Linked DNA regions of Homo sapiens: regions 2, 3 and 4 are each linked to region 1. A link is a contact called in ENCODE Hi-C or POLR2A ChIA-PET data. All regions are on one chromosome and are shown on one strand. Each heading gives the region's core, a stretch centred on a gene start or an enhancer-like site at or near the end of the contact. The rest is flanking DNA. Distances are from core to core; before and after follow the strand shown.

Evidence for each region. A loop is a pair of places that touch in the nucleus more often than their neighbours do. ChIA-PET counts read pairs that join two places held with the same protein, here RNA polymerase II (POLR2A). Pooled maps may share reads with other maps.
Region 2: a loop to region 1 is called in a pooled map, with 3 times the contacts of the local background. The contact joins the promoter of PRRG4 here to the promoter of CD59 in region 1. A Hi-C loop is called at or near these places in 2 of 37 single-sample maps with no recorded cell type and 4 of 50 pooled maps. POLR2A ChIA-PET finds 5 or more read pairs at or near these places in 2 of 52 experiments (A673 and PC-3).
Region 3: a loop to region 1 is called in a pooled map, with 2.2 times the contacts of the local background. The contact joins the promoter of DEPDC7 here to the promoter of CD59 in region 1. A Hi-C loop is called at or near these places in 1 of 168 maps with a recorded cell type or tissue (CD4-positive, alpha-beta T cell) and 4 of 50 pooled maps. POLR2A ChIA-PET finds 5 or more read pairs at or near these places in 2 of 52 experiments (Caco-2 and activated naive CD4-positive, alpha-beta T cell).
Region 4: a pooled map of posterior vena cava shows a loop between it and region 1 (6-fold over the local background). The contact joins the enhancer-like site here to the promoter of CD59 in region 1. A Hi-C loop is called at or near these places in 1 of 50 pooled maps. POLR2A ChIA-PET finds 5 or more read pairs at or near these places in 2 of 52 experiments (CD8-positive, alpha-beta memory T cell and activated T-cell).

Annotation. Positions count from the first base shown.
Region 1 is chr11:33,734,970-33,738,058 of GRCh38, forward strand. CD59 (CD59 molecule (CD59 blood group)) reads right to left here and starts at 1,454. Exons shown (of 4, transcript NM_000611.6): 1 at 1,413-1,454. RefSeq lists a silencer at 1,103-1,572.
Region 2 is chr11:32,828,493-32,831,581 of GRCh38, forward strand. It overlaps PRRG4 (proline rich and Gla domain 4), which reads left to right and starts at 1,435. Exons shown (of 6, transcript NM_024081.6): 1 at 1,435-1,681; 2 at 2,016-2,140. The coding sequence starts at 2,038. It also overlaps a transcript of CCDC73 not described here. RefSeq lists a silencer at 1,212-1,591 and enhancers at 2,012-2,061, 2,072-2,131.
Region 3 is chr11:33,014,329-33,017,417 of GRCh38, forward strand. It overlaps DEPDC7 (DEP domain containing 7), which reads left to right and starts at 1,550. Exons shown (of 9, transcript NM_001077242.2): 1 at 1,550-1,700. The coding sequence starts at 1,628. It overlaps LOC105376615 (a long non-coding RNA gene), which reads right to left and starts at 1,462. Exons shown (of 4, transcript XR_931167.2): 1 at 949-1,462. RefSeq lists silencers at 1,395-1,444, 1,765-1,824.
Region 4 is chr11:34,261,960-34,265,048 of GRCh38, forward strand. All of the region lies in intron 1 of ABTB2 (ankyrin repeat and BTB domain containing 2), which reads right to left. Among named protein-coding and RNA genes, the nearest start is that of ABTB2, 95 kb to the right of the region's middle. Within about 2 kb of position 1,637, at least 12 of the 41 ENCODE cell types and tissues checked have a DNase peak (open chromatin) inside an H3K27ac peak, as active enhancers do.

The sequences.
Region 1 (3,089 bases), core at 204-2,703:
GATGTTTTTCTTACAGCTAAGTTCAGCAAACAGTTTCTAGTTTCCACTGTGAAAATACAGAGGCCACAAGTTTTAGGACTGTTTGGCTTGTAGGGGAGGCAGCCTCCCTTTCTGCCTCTCCTTCATAAACTGCCACGTAAATAGCCACATTTTGGCAAACGTTGCCATCTCCCTCAACATTCGGGGCTCTGTGCCTTCTTCAGGGAACTGGGAGTAAACCGCCAGGAGTGGAGAACTTGAACAACTGCTCAGGGATCGCAGGGTACCTGAAATAATTAGCAGCCGCCGCGTTTGTGCTGAGCGCTTTCCGTCAATCATCTCAACCACCCTGTGAAGTGAAGCCTATTGTTTTACCCATCAAGTGCTGTTAAATACTTCCAGAAATGACCAGTGAAGAGCCTGGGTATCACTAAACGGCCATAAAAGGCACACTGCTTAATGTTGGTTTTTTTTGTTTGTTCTTTGTGGGTTTTGTTCGTTTTTGAGGCGGAGTCTCGCTCTTATTGCCCAGGCAGTAGGGCAATGGCGCGATCTCGGCTCACCGCTACCTCAGCCTCCCGGGTTAATGTTGTTTTTTGAAAAGTCAGCAGTCAGACTCTAAGAAGGGTGCGGCCCGAGCCGACCCAAGAAAACAAAACATCACGTTGTACTTAAAACGTCCGTTTCGGCCGGGCGCGGTGGCTCACACCTGTAATCCCAACACTTTGGGAGGCGGAGGCGGGCGGATCACGAGGTCAGGAATTCAAGATCAGCCTGACCAACATGGGAAAACCCCGTTTCTACTAAAAATACAAAATTTAGCCAGGCATGGTGGCGCATGCCTGTAATCCCAGCTACTCAGGAGGCTGTGGCAGGAGAATCGCTTGAACCCGGTACACGGAGGTTGCGGTGAACCCAGATCGCGCCACTGCACTCCAGCCTGGGCAACAGCGAAACTCCATCTCAAAAAAAAAAAAAAGTCCGTTTCGCCCGACACCTGCTTTTCAAAATTACACATTTAGACCGCGAGGGGAGAGAGGAACTGCCGTGACCACGGAGGGCTGGCCTTTCCCCCGGCGCAGTTTCTCTGGACCGCTAGAGCTTCCCTTGAGACGAAAGCGATGGCAGGGGCCCGGGTGCGAGGCTGCCCCCGAGGGAATGGGGGGCGCGACGGGGGTAACGGGGCTGCTTCTGGGAGAGGGCGCGCTCCCCGTTTCTCCTTCCTCGTAGATAAAATGAAGCCAGCGTTCGGCTAGGACACCGGGCCGCGGTGACGGGTTGGAAGGGCCAGGCCTCGGGAGGCTCGCCCGGCAGGGGTCGAGTGGAAAGCGAGGACGGGGGTAGCCCCCACAGACCCTCCGCCCGGGCCCAGACTGCCGCCGCCACCTCGGCTCGGCTCACCCAAACCCCAGCAGGCCTTCGGGCCTTCTTACCTGGCGGCGCCCAAGATCCTCTTCCAGCCTCGAGCCGCTTCTGCGCTCAGCCCCCGCATTCTTTCGCTCCAGCCCGCAAGGCTCCGCCCCCCGGCCCCGCCCCTCAGGATGCCCTTGCCCTCCCAGGCTCCCGGCTCCCGCACCGCGCAGCCGCACCTCGGCAGGAACCTCCTCCTCTCCCTCCACCCCCGCGCGGAGCTCAGCCTCCTGGCCCAGGTTCTGAGAAGGCCGGGTGGCCAGGACCCAATGAGCACCTTCAAAACCCCAGGGAACTGAAAGTTTGGGGCGTCCTCCTCGGATTTGCTATGGGACATAAAAACAGTAGGAAACTTCCAAAGACTTCTGATTTTCCCTTTTACTTTTTTTTTAAGTATATTAAAATGTTTTTCAAAACGTTTCTGTGCGTCTTGCTGGTGCCCTGGGTGCCCCAGGGCCTGGCTATCGGGCTATGCGGCCCTGCTGCAGTCTGAAGCTGCTTCCTACTGCGAGGCTTGGGCAGCATCCAAATAGCCATCAGCCACAGCCGCATCCGTATCCGTGCCTTGTGACTTGTTTGAGACCCAAACAAAATGTTATGCGTTTAAAAGCTTACTGGGCTGCTCGGGGACCAGTGTTTTGAATGAACCTCTTCGAGTGTCTCTATCAACTTAGCTGGTAGCTACTGTTCCCCAGCAGCCACCAGAGGCAGGGACAGAAGAGCAAGACCAGGGGATCCGCCTGCATGAGTCTGTCCCTTCAGGGTGGCCTCGCCTCAGGGACTGGATTGTAGGCATGGTTTCAATAACACAGCGGTGTGAAAGTTTAAGAGTTTTTAGTACTTACGGACCCTGGGTGGTACACAGCTTGCCTAGAGGACACACACACACACACACACACACACACACACACACACACGGAGATCAGGGAGAACAGGGAGAGGGAAGGGAGGAACGGACCTTTGGGCCAGCAACTTTATCCAGTTAGGTTTCCTCTGGAGAGCTCTAACTGGTGGATTTAAAAGCAAGCAGGTGAAAAGGCAGAGGTGGGAGGAACTTGAACCAGAGTTTGAAGCTGCAGTAGTGCCCTGTTATCACATCACTGCATGTTTATCTCTGGCCACCAGCTAGAGCCATTTGCGTGGGGTATAGTACTGGAAACTGTCAATGGTGACTGAGACTTGCTTCTGTTATTAAAAGTTAAACATATTCAAAAATGGATGCTGAGGTAACAAAAAATTATAAGCACTCACCAGAACCGCAACCACCATTTGGAACATTAGTTTTATGTGCAGATGTAATTAGAAGTTTCCATTTGCTATTATATTTGGAAAGTGTCCCACTCACTGCAGAACTGACTGTAAGAACGCCATAGGAGGGAGGGTGGGGCTACAGGCCAAAAGTACAAGTCTTCCTCCAAGAGGATGGCCTCTGTTAGAAAGCATGAGACACACTTTGAGGGTCAGGGTGAGAAGATATTACATCTCAGGGCTGCTTGTGTTGAACTGGTCAGGGAAGAAGGCATGAGATAAAATTTAAGCAGGGGGAATCATAGATTACTGAATGTCTTGCAGGGAAAATCATATAGTAACTGTCTTGACGCTTCTACTGTTATTCTGATGGCTTTGGGATGTCAGGGAATGAGTTCCATTTGGTGGTGCTCAAATCCTGGTATTCCTCTATACAAGTGGGAGTTTTTTAA
Region 2 (3,089 bases), core at 185-2,684, 910 kb before region 1:
GAGCAAGACTCTGTCTCAAGAAAAAAAAAAAAAAAATGAAGGGGGAAAAAATGTTTCCCTTGGTCCCCAGCAAGTGCCAGACCACTTCGACCAAAGCATAAATAGTGTTTCAAAGAACTGTTAAGCACGTTCTTTGGATAAAGAAGGATGTGACCATCACCTGGCATAGGTACTCTGTCCACCTGCTGCCTTCATTACTTGATGCAGCAGTTTTTGAAGTCTTTAATCAAGACCTTTTTACGCTCTTTTACATTATCAAGGACCCCAAAGAGCTTTCACTTATGTGAATTTTATCTAATGATATTTATTATCTAACATTAAAACTGAGAAATTTTCAAAATATTATTTGAAATCAAGACAACAAAGCTTACTTTTTGTTATGTTTATGCATAGACTCAAGGAAAAGATCAAGATTTCAAGATAATTACTTCAGAAAAATGAGGTTATAGCTATCCTAGTAGATATGAACAAATAGAACTAATCAAAGTACAAAAGCAGTAGCCAAGAGAGTTGGTGGACACCTGTAGTCCCAGCTACTCTGGAGGATGAGACAGGAGGATCTCTTGAGCCCAGGAGTTCCTGGGCAACAAAGTGAGACCCCCTACTCTGAAAAAGAAAAAAGGAAAGAAAAAAAATTAAGTTCACAAGTACTGAGAACAAATTTTATTAATCTCTATAAATCTACATAAATCTCTATAAAATGTACATACTGATAATGTAAACATACTACTATGGAAAATACCAGAAAATACAAGCACGCTCACTCAGGTATTCTATTAGGAGACAGAATGATGACGTTATTACACTTCAAATAGCCCCTGGAAATTTCCACTGTACACTCTTGAGAGAATGAAAGTGAAAATGGCAAATCATTTATTGTTACTATAATGGAAATAGTTTTGCCCTCAGAGACCCCTGGAAAAGATCTTGGAGACATCCCAGACCTGGCGGACCACCATTGGAGAACCAATGTAATCAATTACTTGTAAGGTCATTTCCATTTCTTATCACGAATAAAGGGTATTTTGTCTGATGAATATCTTGTCCTCGTCCCCGGACCACCCTTTTGAGAACAGTTGACCTAAGGTAACCACAGGACTCCTGGCCCAGTGGGACCCAAAGCGAAAAGCCCTGGACGCGCCGAGGGCGCTCTGCTTAAGACTGAGAACCGAAATGCTTCCTGAATTAGGATCATTGAGAACGCCGAGTGCAGACACAAATCGAAAAGCAGCCACCCGCGCCGCCAAGGCGGGGCCAGAACTGGCGGCAGGCGGCTGGCCCGCCCGGGGATGGGGCAGAAGCTGGGGCGGCTGAGAGCGCAGCGCGGGCTCCCGGGAGACGCCGGCCCACTGCCCGCCCGCTCGCCGCAGGTAGGCCCGGCCCCCGGGAGGTGGGGCGCGGCCAGGTGTCCCCAGGTAGCCGCCTCCTCCCGTCCTCCGTCGGCCGCCTCCCCGGACCGAGGCAGGACCTCACCCCGCGCGTGTTCCCCGGGCGCCCCTCTGCGAACCCCAGGCCCTTCCCAGGTTTGCGCGCGGGGGCCATCCAGACCCTGCGGAGAGCGAGGCCCGGAGCGTCGCCGAGGTTTGAGGGCGCCGGAGACCGAGGGCCTGGCGGCCGAAGGAACCGCCCCAAGAAGAGCCTCTGGCCCGGGGGCTGCTGGAACATGTGCGGGGGGACACAGGTACGAGGCCTGGCGGCAGGACCTCGGCGGGGAGGGGGTTACCTGGAAGGGGCCACCTCGGCGGACTGGGTTGGATTCGAACACATAGCGAGGGTTGCCCGCGGCGACAGGTGCCCGATCAGCCCTCGGCAGGGTCACTGGGCACGGCGTTTGTCCCAGGCGCTCTCAGGGGCTGCTTCCTGGGCGCGCGTCGGGTTCCGGCGACCGAAACCGCGCGCCGGGCGCTCTTGCGCCTAGGCTTTGAGTACAACAGGTTGGTGATTCAGTTCGACAGAAACTCAAAGTGCTGAGCTAGGGGCCTTTTTTTTTTAATATTTTTTTTTGTTTGTTTTAGTTTGTTTGACAGTTGCCAGACTATGTTTACGCTTCTGGTTCTACTCAGCCAACTGCCCACAGTTACCCTGGGGTTTCCTCATTGCGCAAGAGGTCCAAAGGCTTCTAAGCATGCGGGAGAAGAAGGTAAGCACTAAAACGTCCCTGGAACCCAGAGCCGCATAGCACAGATCTCAGTGAGAAAGTGCAGTATTTGAAATTACATACCCCCAGCAATCATAGAAACACTAAAATATCCTTTAGTTTAATTTGTGGCATATTTGGCAAGGTTGTGTTTTTTTATGTTCTTTAACTGCAATTTATAGAATTTGATGTCTGTGAGTCTCCTTTAATAAGTATATACGTAAGACCTAGTTTGTGGTTAATTGAATGGAAAACCTATTTCAGCTTCTGAAAATCAGTGAGTGACATTTCTCTAGATGAAGCTGTGTGGCGATTATAATAAGCATAATTACTTGTTCTTCCTGGAGAGGCGAACGGGGAGTCCAGGATCTAGTCTGGACTTGCGAGACCCTGGGCGAGATAACTTAATCCCGTTTGGCTTGAATGTCTTCATCTGTAAAAGTGATGCGGGTGGGGCGTAAAATGATCTCTGAGGTCCTTTTTGACTTCAGATGGTCTAGTTGTCTAGATAAAAGCAGCTAGTTGAGAAAAGATTAGGTTTGGGGCTTGCTAACCTGGAAGTCCACAGTTTTTAGGTTTCAGATCATTAACAGTTTGTTTCCTGCCTATATCTTAAAAGCCTAACCTAGTAAAACCAGAAGAAAAAAAAAGCCTCTGTCTCTCAGCATCCTTCTCCCTGACTATTCATGGTGCTTCCCCACTCAGTGTCAGTACTCTGGATCCACGTCCCCACACATTCCTGTCTCTTATCCCTTCTCATCAGATCCGATTCTCAGCTCATTTTCATTTGGGAAGGATCTGTTACACTAGTACTCCTAACTGACTTTATTAATGATTAATACAGCTGTGTTTGTGTGTGTTGAGCTAGAACAATCCATTAACCCAAAGGCGTGAAACTCTGATGACAGAATTCTAGCAACTGGATAGGCTAGCTAGAGAGAGAGGGAGAGAT
Region 3 (3,089 bases), core at 300-2,799, 720 kb before region 1:
GCGATTCTCCTGCCTCAGCTTCCCAAGTAGCTGGGATTACAGGTGCCTGCCACCACACTCGGACAGTTTTTGTATTTTTAGTAGGGGTTTCGCCATCTTGGCCAGGCTGTTCTCGAACTCCTGACCTCGAAGATCCCCCTGCCTCGGGCCCCCCAAAGTGCTGGGACTACAGGCGTGAGCCACCGTGCCTGGCCAGCTTTTTCTAACACTAAGCAGCAGCAACTGGCCCCCACCTCCCACCCACAAACCCAAGTCCCCAGGGGCAGCTTCTTAGTATGTATTCTCTGAAACAATCCCATGTAGAAGCTCTTTCCAATAAGCTAAATAATGAACTCCCACTTAAACACCATTCTAATTTACACCTAAATCACACAAGCATCCTCCTTCTAAGAAGACGTCATAATCGTTTTGAAAATCATTGCAAAATTCCCAAACTTGAAAAAAAAGAAAAAAAAAAGGGCAAGTGTCTGGCAATTGGATTATTGGTCTCTAAGACCACTCATCCTTTCAGAGGTATCCAGCATTGGATCCCTGGCCTGGCTTCAACTTCCAAGTAACTAAGATGTGTCCCATTAATAGCCCTTCCTCCTTTTCTCTCCTCACCTTCACTCCAACCGGCAGCAAACTGTCCCTACCCACCCGACCCACAGTTCCTTTGGAGGCAGCACAGATTTCCTGGCAGCCAGTCCCAGGGTCTTTCGTTGCTGCCCTCCTGTGACCTCTAGACATTGCTCTCCTGGGCCACATAGGATTTGTTTGTTCTGCACAGGTAGGGATGTCTGAAAAACTCGATTATTATTGTTATTATCACTATTACTACTACTACTATGACATAATTTTAAGCACTTACGTTCCGGACGCAGTTACTAAATGCTGAACCTGAATTGGTTCCTATAAACCTCGTTAAAAAACAAACAAACATCTCAGTGAAGCAGGTACTAAACCTACCCCCGCATCACAGGTGAGGACACCGACGCACAGAGCAGTTAGGCAGCTTGCCAGGTTCCCGACTTTTTCTATTTCTTTTTTTTTTTTTTTTTTTTTTGAGACGGAGTCTCGCTGTGTCGCCCAGGCTGGAGTGCAGTGGTGGATCTCGGCTCACTGCAACCTCCGCCTCCTGAGTTCAAGCGATTCTTGTGCCTCGGCCTCCCGAGTAGCTGGGATTACAGGCGCCTGTCACCAAGCCCAGCTAATTTTTGTATTTTTAGTAGAGAAGGGGTTTCGCCATGTAGGCCAGGCTGCTCTCGAACTCCTGACCTCAGGTGCTCTACCTGCCCTGGCCTCCCAAAGTGCTGGGATTACAGGCGTGAGCCACCGCGCCCGGCCTGGTCCCGAGTTAATCTACGGCAGGCCGCGGTTCGAATCCCGCTGGTGTGAGCCGCGGGCCGCGTAGTGCCGGCCCAGGGAACCGCTTTGTCCCCGACCACCGCTCGCGTGGCATCGCGCCCGAGGAAACTTGGATCGCTGGCGCCGCGGGCTACGTTCAGTGGTTGCCAGAGAGACACGTGACCGGCAGCGGGGGCGGGGCCTGCAGGGAGCCACGCCCCGCACAGTTAACAGACGGGCGCTCAGGGAGCTAGGGAGCTGTGAAGCTGCTGGAGGAGTTGGCGTCCGGGGAGCAAGGGCCATGGCCACCGTGCAGGAGAAGGCTGCTGCGCTGAACCTCTCGGCTCTCCACAGCCCCGCGCACAGGCCTCCGGGTAGGTGCCGAGGACTGCCGCCTGGGATGGCGCGGGGCGGGCTGGGGTGCGCGGGCTGGGTCCCGGCGCGGGGCGGGCGGCGTGGGGCGTTCGGCCGCCTGCGCCTGTCAACGGCCGGCTGGGCGAGCACAGCACAGCTGCGACCACTTGGCCAACGCCCCCGCCGAGCGGGCGGATCGAGTTCCTCTCTGGCTGGTGGGCTGCAAGCGGCAGAGCCCGCCCGCACAGCCCAGCTTTTTTCTTTCTACCCAGACTCTCAACTTGACCGCGCGTTGGTCTGTGCGCCCGCTAACGTGCCAGGCACGCGCCGGGGAGCTCCGGGATATGCTCCGCGGTGCTACCGGTGACAAGTGTGGTATCTGGAATTTGTGTAGTTCTTTGCCCCCTGTCTCAACCACAAACCTTGACGACACAGTATGGCCAGGGGCCGAGCTCCTCCCTTGCCCACTTTGTTCTCCAGACTGCTAGGAGTCAAGAGTCAGCTTGTCTCCCCAGACTCTTCCTGGGAGGGATGAGAGGTTTATGTGAGTTCTACTGGCAGGAATTTGGCATAAAAGGTATTTATTAACACTTTATGTATAAGCAGTATTTTAGTGAATAGAAGTTTTTGGCTAAAAAAACAGTTACATGAAATTAGGAGGGAAGTTGGCAAATTCTGCCACGGGCCTAATCGTGTCTTTTGGGGGCAGTTGATTTAGGATTCTGGTTTCTTTAAATGTTCAAACACATGAAGAGAATCGGATATCACTTCTAAAATGCTGGTTATAGCAGATCTACAACCCAGTTAATAGGGGTGACTCAGATAACTGTTAAGATACTCAGATAACCCTTGGCTTTTTTCTTTTGGTTAAGTTACAACTTTTTCCCCTTTCTGGAGCTCCAGTCTGGGATGTCGTAGGAATTAGTTCCCTTTCTGACAAAAGCCTTTCATTTGTAAAAACACCAACCAGTGAAACTGTGATTCCTTCCTCTGGGTCAAATGGGTGCTTCTCAGTGGCCCCACTCTTGTGTTTGACTTACTCACTAATGCTCATTTTAATCTTCAAAATGCTAACGACAGATTATGGTAGAGAACCATTTTTCACTTGTCCTTTTCTAAGAAAAATCATAATATTGACCTTAGTCTGCTTCCATGTAAAGGATTCAGGTAAGCACATAGTGGCCACATTGAGAATGTCTCCTTGATTTATGTTGTGAAGAGAAGACAAATGCTAAGACATTTGGGAATTTAAAACCAAATGACATTGAAAACAGTCTTGAGAAATCTTTTGGGCCCACTTACTCAGTGAAGGAAATTCCCAAATGTCACCTGCTTAAAATAAAAACATGGTACCCTGTTTTCTCTAATAGCTGAAATACCAATTCTGGAGCTTTGGGCATTTGTGAACA
Region 4 (3,089 bases), core at 387-2,886, 530 kb after region 1:
GTGGGGTGCTGGTTTTCATAGAGGCCTTCCAGCCCTGAAATGCCACCATACCCCTGGTACAGTGAGTCCAGCACCCAACAAGAAAACAACACCGACTCACATCCTTGTGTGGAAAAGGTGGGAGGCAACCATTCTTGCAACAGTTCTTTGATAGAGAAATAAATGATGTCCAGAGATGCAACAGGTTTGATGCTTGCACTCTCAGTAAATGGTGGCCTCAGTTAGGTCCAACCTTGGGATTTGGATCCTCTAAGAAATGCAAAGACACTTCTAGCAAGTCCTCTTTCCTCAATACTTTTGTCATCTGTTTTTGGCAGCTAGTATTCCTTTAGCAATTTAAGGGGCTTGGACTCTCATGATTTCCAATCTGGGTACCTCCCCTGCAGACGAGGAAACCTAAGGCTCAGATGTAAAGGAACCCGCTTGAGGTCATGCTGCTACATCAGATCCAGGACTTAGACCTCAATCTGCCTTCAAGGGACTCAGATCCAGCGGAACTAGACAAGACAAAGGAGGGGCTAGAAACACAGTCCTGTTGCAACAAAGCAAATAGGGATGCATAGCTAGGCTGTGGGTATCGTCCAATTACACCTCCAGCAACAATCAAATCTATCGCCAGCCCACCCCCACAATCTTTCCCCAGTGGATTTTTCTTCCTCCATTAGCCTTGATAAATTACAAGGCCCCACAGCAGGGACTGTTTCTTCCTCTCAGCTTTGTTTAGAGCATTGTCCTAGCAAAGCTCAAATAAAGGGCCATTATTAACAGTGACAATAATGCAATACTGTTTTCTCAAGGGCTTCCACCAGAGCTTGCCAGGTCAACACCATCCTACTTCCTGCCACCTCTTGTGGGCGATTGTCACCTGCAAACCCTCAGGTGCCCAGGAGGTCAGTACCCAGCACTGCGCTCTACTTTGAGCTGCCTAAACACTGCCCTGGAAATTGGACAAAGGAGAAGGACCCGGCAAAACATGTCATCATGCCAGGAAAGGTCTAATAGGGCAGCCACAGGAGACGAAATCAGGCCAGGGAGATAATGGGCCCCAGATTTGTTTTGAACTGAGCTCACTCACAGCCCAGGGCCCTGATGCTAAAGGACTCCGGAGGCCGGTTTAGCATCAGAAATGCTTTGGTGGTAGCTCTGGTTTTCATTAGGTCCTTTGGGCCTTGGATACACTGAGGTTAAGGGTCCATCTCTCAAGAAATGCTGCTTTTGGTGGGGGTTGGGGGGACACAGAGAGGAGCCATGGAGTGTTTGGTCTTACGTGTGAGAGTCCATATGTGTGCATGCGCTTGCATGAGGGCCACACTCCCCCTTCACATTCCCTAACTTTAGGTTCTGGTTAGAAATTCATTAACAAAGGCTCTGTGGGGGAAATAAAATCGGCTTTTTATTGCAACAAAAGCAACCAGCAGGATAAGGCAGGGTGGATGGAGAGAGGAGGTGTGGTTTAAACATAAGTTCTTTTGCAGGTTCTCAGCTTTTAATTAGCACACCTGAGTGCAGACCCCTCCCTCATGCTTATAAACACAGGTCTGCTCAGGCTTTCCTTTTATTGTCACTTGTCACAGGCCCAGGTAGCCAAAGCTTATCTGGATTGGAAGTGCTAGGCTCTTCCCTGAGGCTCTCCTGCAGGTGGCTGACTCATTCTTGCAGAGGCTGGGAAGCCAGCCAGGTGCAGCAGTGGGTTAAGAGTTTCCATTACCAGCCCAGGGACTCATTCCCTAGGCATGTTGTAGGCACCCTCTGGGGACAGAGCTCAATTCTAGGCACAGTAGGGAAACAAGGATGAATGGGCTGACCTACCCCCAGGAGCCCTATCTCCTAGCCCACAAAGTGACACACGACACACATCAGGCATGCGCAAGACACTGTCCTCAGGCCCGACCCCAGTCCCCCACTGGTATCTGCCATGGAGGTTGCAATTTGTGGCACGGGAGGGAGAACATAAACCCATCTGCTAACAAGGCTGGTGTGTGTGAGTACTGCAGGCCCAGACGGTTCTCCTTAACATGCTGACGTCTTTATGGAGTCTGACGTTTGGCTGGCTTTGCTCTGTGAGATCAGTGGTCTTCCAGGGTAAGTTTCCCAATGTTTTCTCTAAGGGAAGTAACACAGGCCTTCTTACTAGGCTTCTCCAGCAGGAGAAAAAGGGCGAGAGTTTTAGGGCCATCAGGAGAGTCTCCAAACACATCTGATCTTCTAGAAGCAGCTTGGAGGGAAGCCCTGAATAGGGAGTATAGTGAGCAGTCTCGAGGCCGAGAGTTCAAAGCAGGGTTTCCCTAGCTCTCTCGGCCTCAGTTTCTTCCTCTGTGAGATGGGCTCTTCAATTCACACCATCCCTAGGATTCAATGGCAGCACATCAGGCACATGGCGATGTGTCTCTGTGCTGTGGACAGGAAGAACGGTCAGAGGTCTGGATACAGCCAGTGTTTCTGCCATAACACAGAGGAAGCAAGAGCAGACCAATGCCTTTGGAAATGTTGCTTCATGGCCCAGATCCATGGGAATTTGCCCAGCTACTCGAGGGAGACCTTTCAAACTTGCTCAGAAAATCTGATTTTCTTTGACTTTTTGCTGCCAGCAATTTAGCTGAGTTGGGTGGTTACTTTGTCTACCTTTTTCTTTCAGTTTTCTCCCAAGCTGATCAAAGAAGCCCAAACGGAGACTCAAAGCCAATATAATAGTCAACTACAATGCTCTCCCTGTTCTGGGACCAGTGGTGGGTGGCATGGACTGGCCACACTTCAATCCCTCCTGGGACATTAAACTGTTCGAAGCGTGTCCCACAGCTAGTCCAGGGTGAATGCCACATTTCTGCTGGCCCGAGCCTGTAATGCCTGCTGGCCCTGGCCAGACCCCTCCTCATCCCGACCCCACTTCCTCATCCTCGGAACAGGGGCTTGGCTTCATTCTCCTCTAAAACTTTGAGCTCAAAGATTTCACAATATCTCTCCTATTCAATGTCCTTGGTCACCAAAATGAGGGATCTGAATCAGCATGGAGGACAGGGAAAGGGGAGATGTGCATTGCAGAACCATTTCTTTCACTATCAACTCAGGATTTTACCAAGTCCTCTCACTTC